Linked DNA regions of Homo sapiens: all the other regions are linked to region 3. The links are chromatin loops, found by intact Hi-C in ENCODE. Cell type or tissue: psoas muscle. All regions are shown on one strand. Region 1 holds the start of HRK (harakiri, BCL2 interacting protein). Region 2 overlaps FBXW8 (F-box and WD repeat domain containing 8). Region 3 has its middle 35 kb from the start of SPRING1.

Region 1 (2,500 bases), 180 kb before region 3:
ATGTTCACAAAGAAAGCAGACAAGAAGTTTCCCTTTAGAAAGCCCCTTGCGAGGGTCTTTTGGGTGCGGGTGCCGGGCAGCGAGAATGCCTCCGTCCGCGCCCCACGCGAGCTCAGGTGGGCCCATCCAGCCTCCCACCGGGCGCTGGGGGCACTTTAGGGTCAGGTTTCTAGCCAGGCGCTGGGGGCACGTTAGGGTCAGGCTGAAAGCCTACAGGTGCCAAGTCAGACCTGAAACGAGGCAAGTTGGGTGTAATCTGACCCTTCCATAAGATTTTGAATCCACCCACCTCCCCCAAACAAAACAACAGCCTCGGAATATTTTTGAATAATGCAGCCGAATTCAGCATCAGCTTCATCCAAAACGGCAAACAAGCCTTTTTCCCTCGCCAAATCGGAACTCGAGCTGAATTCAGGAAAAGGGGAAGGAGAACAACCTTCCCTCGCGCTCCGCGCCTCCGCGGGGGTCCCCCGAGACCCCCAAAGCCCAGGACCTCCGCTGCGGGGAGCCTTCTCGCGCCGCCCCGCGCCGCGCTCCCCGTCTCCCAAACCTCGCGCTCCCTAGCTGCCGGCGCCGCTAGGGTTAAAAGTTACCTCTCGGTTTCTTCTGCCTGCAGCCCCCCCCCCAACCCCCGGGGGCCGGATGATGTAACCCCCCTCCCCGCCCCCCTCCACCATGTGACACTTTAATTAATAATAGCGCCGTCAGCACAACAAACGCACAACACAAGGAGAAACTTGGTGTCCAGGGGAGGCCCCCGGCGGCTGGAGCGCGGCGGCAGCGGGCGCAGAGGCCGGAGGGAGAGGAGGCGAGGGGCGGCCCGAGCGCGGGGCGGGAGCGAGGCCAGCGGTCATGTGCCCGTGCCCCCTGCACCGCGGCCGCGGCCCCCCGGCCGTGTGCGCCTGCAGCGCGGGTCGCCTGGGGCTGCGCTCGTCCGCCGCGCAGCTCACCGCCGCCCGGCTCAAGGCGCTAGGCGACGAGCTGCACCAGCGCACCATGTGGCGGCGCCGCGCGCGGAGCCGGAGGGCGCCGGCGCCCGGCGCGCTCCCCACCTACTGGCCTTGGCTGTGCGCGGCCGCGCAGGTGGCGGCGCTGGCGGCCTGGCTGCTCGGCAGGCGGAACTTGTAGGAACGCGGGGCTTCTTGGTGGGGCCGGAGCCGAGACCCAGCCGGAGCGAGCAACAGGTACGCGAGCGAGCGAGCGAGAGCCGGGGCGCGGCAGCTGGGCACTGGAGACGCTGGGCTGGCCCGGGAGCGGGAGAGTGGCAAGTTTGGCTTTCTTCTTTTCCCTTCTCCTTCTTCCTCCGTTCTCTTCTCTTGCAAGCATCTCCACCTCTCCTCTTCTACCCAGTCCCCAGTCTTCCCTTCCAAGTGTAAGGTCCACCGTTTCTGCCCCCATCTCTGCGAGTCCTTAAGCGCATCTTGCTACTCACTTATAGCTCAGTGGCTTGCGGAGGACTTCAGCCTCCATAATCCCCACCAGCCCCACAAATAAACACACAATGCAAGTAAAAAGTGTGCTTGCTATGGGAATGTAGTTGTAAGCCACGCCAAATACTTAAAATCTATCGCACTTCCAAGAAAGGTCCCCGGTCCCGTTCCAATCCTCTTGCCGTTCCTGAGTCGCCCCCGTCTCCATCACCTTTGCTCCCAACCTCTTGTCCCTAAGTGTCACTTCTCCAATCTCTGATCCCCATTATCTGGCACCCCAAGCGCATCTCGAGACTTCCTCCCCCTCCAGGTTTCTGGCTGGCCCAATCTTTCTTCCCAAGCTCCGCGCATTTGCAATTTTCCTCTGCCCTGCCAACTTCGCTCCTTCTCGAGTGAGGTGTCCTGTTTAAGGAGTTTGGCTTCCTTCTCCCCAGACGGTTGTAGCTGCTACGGGAAGGAGACGCCCTCGGAGTGGGCTGGAATAGGGGGCTTTCAGGGAAACTCCAATGGGAAGCCTTAAGGAAGGAACATTTATTGAGCTCCTTCGGGGTGCTGGGCACTGTTTAGGGAGGTCATGTGTTGAGAACTTAGGACAGGAAGTGGGTACTGAGCACCTAGTGTGGTTGGTATCAGTGGGAGGAAGGTACTAGGCTCTTGGGGTGGGGGGATCATTGTGCCCTAGCTGTGCGCCTGGCACTGTGCTAGGCGCTTTGAGGAAGCACACAGCGTAAGCATCGTCTTACTACTCTGGATCCTGGAGTAGCGAGGAGCGCTGCAGAGAATGAGGGAGAGAGAATCAGGCTGAGCCCACCATAGATGGGTCTAGGGCCGGAAGGTGAAGCTCGAAGGTGACATAGCCAGCCGCCCTTAGGTCCCCGCCCCCGAGCCCCGCCGCGCGCCGCAGACACCCTGGGAAGTTGGAGCGGCGCCTGAAGGCGAGGCCCGAGCGTCTGCGCCCGCGGGGAAAGGCGGCAGCCGGAGCGTGGGGGGTGGCAGCGCCCAGGGAGCTGCGGGGGTGCGCGGGGTGTGAGCCGGGACCGCAGGCGACAGATGTCGCGTGGGCCCGCGCA
Region 2 (2,500 bases), 250 kb before region 3:
CGAGTAGTTGGGATTACAGGCACGTGTCACCATGCCCAGCTAATTTTTCTATTTTTAGTAGAGACAGGGTTTCACCATGTTAGCCAGGCTGGTCTCAAACTCCTGACCCTAAGTGATCCACCCACCTTGGCCTCCCAAAGTGCTGGGAGTACAGGCATGAGCCACTGTGCCTGCCCTGTTTAAAATTATATTTTCCAATACTTCTTAATTGTAAAACAATGATAAAATTCCACTGAAGGGCCAACAGGCAAACTGAACCAACCAAAGATTCAGACACCAATTTTTACATATATAAATTTGAAGCTCCAAATTTTGCTCTCTGTCTACAAAGAACTGCAAACCCTCTCACTCTGACGCCAGGGTGTATGAATGGGGCTCAGAAAAATAAAAACATATTTGAATCAGGCCATGTCTGGCAGCTGAAGCAGCAGCCAGAGATCACTTGGTTGCTAGAGAGGTATGGGCAGTTTTGTTTTGTATCTACTTGGGCACACTTGCCTCAAAAGGAATGAAGCAAAAATGGGACAACTGAGTGTTTTTAGGGTAAGAAGAGCGCTAATGGTTTGCAGCAAATGATACAGTTCTCCTTCCAACCACACTAGGCAGAAGAGAAGCATGGATACACAGCCCTGCTCCTTCCAGCAAAGGCAGGAACGGTATGCTAAAAAGGCGGAAACCAGGGGAGAAAATATTTAGGAGTAATGAAAAAAACCTCAACACAAACAGGTTGCTTGGTGTTTTTTTTAAAACCAAAAGAGAGAAAATGTCCTCTCATATGAATAGAAAAGTGTGTTTTCTTATGCCAACTAGAATGCTTTAGCCTTATGAATCTCAAGTAACAATGAGGAGAGAGTTTATTGCAAAACACCATCATACTCCTGGGCATCTGATAAAAGCTTCTGGTGAGCTAATGGCTTAATGGTTAGCAGAGCTGGCACAAGGCCTCCAAGGAGCTACTGGTTCTACCTGAGATGCACTCTTCACTAGGTGGCTCTCCTTCACTACTTATGGCAAACGACACCTAGCCCTGCACCTCAGGTTTTATACTGTCTTTTTTGAACTCATGATGTCATCTGATTGCAACACTTAACTTCCAGAGGGCAACTGGGGAGAAGGAAGACGAGAACAGTCTAAGCATCACAAAACAGAACAGGGATGTTTCCATATGCCCCTTTCTTCTACTCTTTCTCCTCAAGGATAAACATACAATTTTCAAAACATTCTAAAATTCTAAGAGCTGTTACCACAATAAATCAAAGAAACAAACAAAAGACATGTTTCCTGAGCACTTACTATCAACTAACTTTCTAGACAAACTCTGTGCTAAAACACAAGGAAAACACACACTAAACCTCGCTAGCATTTCAGGAGGTCCAGCAGATCACAGATACAAATGCAGACAGGCGCTGAACTTTGAGAGAAAGACAGGTGACTGATTCTGTAGAGACTGGTGACTTATGAACATAAATTTTTCTCAAGTTACAGAAATGAGAAATTTTCGCTGAAAAAGCAAAGTAAAAGTTGTGTCTGAATGTCTCAGTCGCAGTTGAAGGCACGTCCACTTATCTCTCCAACAAAGAAAACAACTGGTGCAGGTCTTTTCTGCGCTGCTGCATATCCTTGCTAAGTGGTCAAGTGACAGCAGAGAAAGACAAGAACGAGGGCCAGAGAAGGCGCTCACGGAGGTAATGGAAGTCCAGAGAGTGTGGAATCGCCGAAGGGGAGTTTTCCTTTCTTACACACTTGGCTCAAAGTTTCCTGGGTCCTGGGAAAGATGTTAGACTCTGAGGGCATACAGATGCTTAATACAGGGCCCCCCCCCCCCATTTCAAGAGGGGAAAGTCAACAGCACCAAATGTTGCCAAGAGGCTGGAGAGGACGAGCCAAGAAAAGGCTATTGGTTTGTTGACCAAAAGATCACGGGTGACCTCTGAGAGTGCAGCACAGTGGGGCTGGGATGGAGCCAGCTGGAGGGAGGTTAGACGGGGAGGAAGGAAGAGGGGCAGGAGGCACGGGCTCTCACTATGTACAGCACTAACAGGAAGATGGCAGGGATGGTTTGGAGACTTCAAGTCAAAAGGTTAGATTGCAAAGAAGCTGAGGGCTACAAAAGCACTTTTAAATAATTTATTAATCTGGAAAATAAAAATTCATTCCCCTAAATCCAGTAATTCTGCTTACAGGACTCTAGCCTAGGAAAACAATCAGGATTGCAAGACTAGGAGACGATAATGAGAGAACTTTAACTCTTTATTTTATATACTTATATAGAATTTCAAGTTTCTACAGTAGCATGTGTCTAATCATTTTAAAATAAAGATTTGTAATGCTAAAAAGGAGAAAAATTTGCAGACATCTATACATAAAATATTCATAACATACATATAACAAAACACAGGAAATGACCTTAATGTCCACTATTAGGGGAATAAATAGGGAAATTGGGGTATAATTATCCAAAGTGTTTTTGCAACAAGTCAAAGAAAGTAATGAAAAATAT
Region 3 (2,500 bases):
ACATCTCTGATGGCTGATGATGTTGAACATCTTTTCATGTGCTTATTGGCCATTTGTGTATCTTCTCTGGAGAGAGATGTATCTAAATCCTTTGCCCATTTTAAAATTAGCTTTTATGTCTTTTCATTTTTGAGTTGTTAGAATTCTTTATATATTCTAGATCAGATTTGCAAATATTTCCTCCCTTTCTGTGGTTGGTTTTTTTCACTTTTTTGATGGCGTTCTTGGAAGCATAGAAGTTTAATTTTGATGAAGTTCAATTTGTCTAATTTTTTTTTCTTTTTTTCTTTTTTTGAGACAGAGTCTCACTGGGTCACCCAGGCTGGAGTGCAGTGGTGTGGTCTCAGCTCACTGCAACCTCTGCCTCTGAGGTTCAAGAGATTCTCCTGCCTCAGCCTCCAGAGTAGCTGGGATTACAGGTGCATGCCACCATGCCCGGCTAATTTTTGTGTTTTTAGTAAAGATGGGGTTTTGCCATGTTGGCCAGGCTGGTTTTGAATCAGCCTCAAGTGATCTGCCTGCCTCAGCCTCTCAAAGCCCTGGGATTACAGGCATGAGCCACCGTGCTCAGACCACCACTTGGTTTTCTAATGACTGAAGATATTCCTTGGAATGGATGTGCCATAAGGGGATCATTGTTTGACCCTAATTTGCATCAAGTTCTTTGTTTTAACTCCCACCCCCATGTCTTTATTCTGGAGATTATCTGGAGTTCAAGCTCAAGCCAATTGCAAATTTCATCCGATCCTTGCAGCTGTTTTAAACACGTCATTGGTCGACCTTCCTCTGTTCCTCCCTCCCAAATGTGTTTAGTGGTGTTCGGACCTCTGCAAAGCAATAGATGAGGTTCCCAAGTCTCCAAGTAGCCAGCTTCAGGTGCCCTGTCCCTGACCTTTCATTGCCCGGGGTTGCACTAATGCAACATTGCAGGATCACGTCGCCATCTGCTGGCAAATGTGGGCAAATGCAATGCCAGGAACCCTACGATTTAGCCGTCTGTTGCTTCTCCAAGGCAGATTGGCAAGTCTATCATTCCTTTATTTATTTTTATTTTTTTATTTTTATTTTTTTGAGATGGAGTCTCACTTTTGTCGCCCAGGCTGGAGTGCAGTGGTGCGATCTCGGCTCACTGAAGCCTCCGCCTCCCAGCCATCGGCTGATTCTTTTCATTCTGGCCGACTCCTGTTGCTTTGTAAGGGCCTTCCCAACCTTTGGAGGTAGTGTCTAAATACTAAACCACTTATAAAACGGAATCTGTTTTCTACAAAGCAAGGAAGTTTATGTACTTCTTGTTCCACGGGCAACTCTTGGTGCCTGAAAAATGTCATCACCGAGTAGGAAGCAATAGGTTATTTCAGGCGAGGAAAGGACAATGGATACAAATAGTTTCTTGTGTCATAATGGTCATATTGTCAGCATTATATTTGTTAAGTCTCTGATTCTCCCGAAGCCAGAATTCTCTCTGGCGCATCATTATTCCTGCCTCTCCCAGGCCTCTGGGTCGATGCACTGTCCCTGCCTGCTGATGAGAAGAGGAGGCCCTGAAAAGACAAATGATTGACCTTTGATTGTTTTCTAGAACAGCAGCAACTTTGTATTTTTCAAGGAATGATAGGCCAGGTGCAGTGGCTCACACCTGTAATCCCAGCACTTTGAGGGGCCAAGGCGGGCGGATCACTTGGGGTCAGGAGTTGGAGACCAGCCTGGCCAACATGGGAAACCTTATGTCTACTAAAAATACAAAAATTAGCCAGGGCTGGTGGCATGCACATGTAATCCCAGCTACTCGGGAGGTTGAGGCAGGAGAATCGCTTGAACCTGGGAGGTGGAGGTTGCAGTGAGCAGAGATTATGCCACTGCAGTCCAGCCTGGGTGAAAAGAGTGAATCTCCATCTGAAAATAATAATAATAATAATAATAATAATAATAATAATAATAATAATGGAATGATAGACTAGCTAGGGAGTGAAATCATCAGTACCCAGGATACCATCTTATGCTCAGGAGATATTTTAATAAGTATTTAGTGAATGAATCAAAAAGATCAATCATTCTGTATGTTGACTTTTTTGTTTTTTTTTTTTTGAGACAGGGTCTCATTCCTTCACCCAGGCTGGAGTGCAGTGGTGCGATCACGGCTCACTGCAGCCTCAACCTCCCAAGGTTCAAGTGATCCTCCTGCCTCAGCCCCCCAAGTAGCTGGGACTACAGGCACAAACCACCATGCCCAGCTAATATTTGTATTTTTAGCAGAGACAGGATTTCGCTATGTTGGCCAGGCTGGTCTCGAACTCCTGGACTTAAACAATCCCCCCGCCTCGGCCTCCCAAAATGCTGGGATTACAGGCGTGAGCCACCATGCCCGGCCTTGACTTTTGACTCACTTTTCTTTTTACCATACCCAGCTGCTTTATCCTGCCCTAAATGCCTCAGTCGTTTCAATAAATATTTGTAACACTGTTCAATGAGAGCATGTGTTTATAACTTTTCTTTCAGTCTT

Evidence for each region. Hi-C counts contacts between places; a loop is a spot of excess contacts. Peaks named below come from ENCODE experiments on the same cell type or tissue, not always from the same donor. Only the 100,000 strongest peaks of a DNase experiment are listed, where the experiment ranks them.
Region 1: a loop joins it to region 3, with 4 times the contacts of the local background. A loop is called at or near these places in 58 of 110 quality-filtered maps.
Region 2: a loop joins it to region 3, with 4 times the contacts of the local background. A loop is called at or near these places in 20 of 110 quality-filtered maps.

Annotation. Positions count from the first base shown.
Region 1 is chr12:116,879,660-116,882,159 of GRCh38, reverse strand. It overlaps HRK (harakiri, BCL2 interacting protein), which reads left to right and starts at 719. Exons shown (of 2, transcript NM_003806.4): 1 at 719-1,184. The coding sequence starts at 853. The coding sequence ends at 1,128. RefSeq lists an enhancer at 1-526 and silencers at 1,032-1,111, 1,990-2,190. In psoas muscle, no CTCF peak of the experiment used is centred here; a DNase peak (open chromatin) is centred at 1,069; H3K4me3 peaks cover 2,500 bases; H3K27me3 peaks cover 2,379 bases.
Region 2 is chr12:116,954,362-116,956,861 of GRCh38, reverse strand. The region is part of intron 4 of FBXW8 (F-box and WD repeat domain containing 8); the gene reads right to left. Among named protein-coding and RNA genes, the nearest start is that of FBXW8, 45 kb to the right of the region's middle. In psoas muscle, a CTCF peak has its summit at 1,002 (motif pointing right); no DNase peak of the experiment used is centred here; H3K27ac peaks cover 1,796 bases.
Region 3 is chr12:116,701,834-116,704,333 of GRCh38, reverse strand. No RefSeq gene overlaps it. Among named protein-coding and RNA genes, the nearest start is that of SPRING1, 35 kb to the left of the region's middle. In psoas muscle, a CTCF peak has its summit at 942 (motif pointing left); a DNase peak (open chromatin) is centred at 943.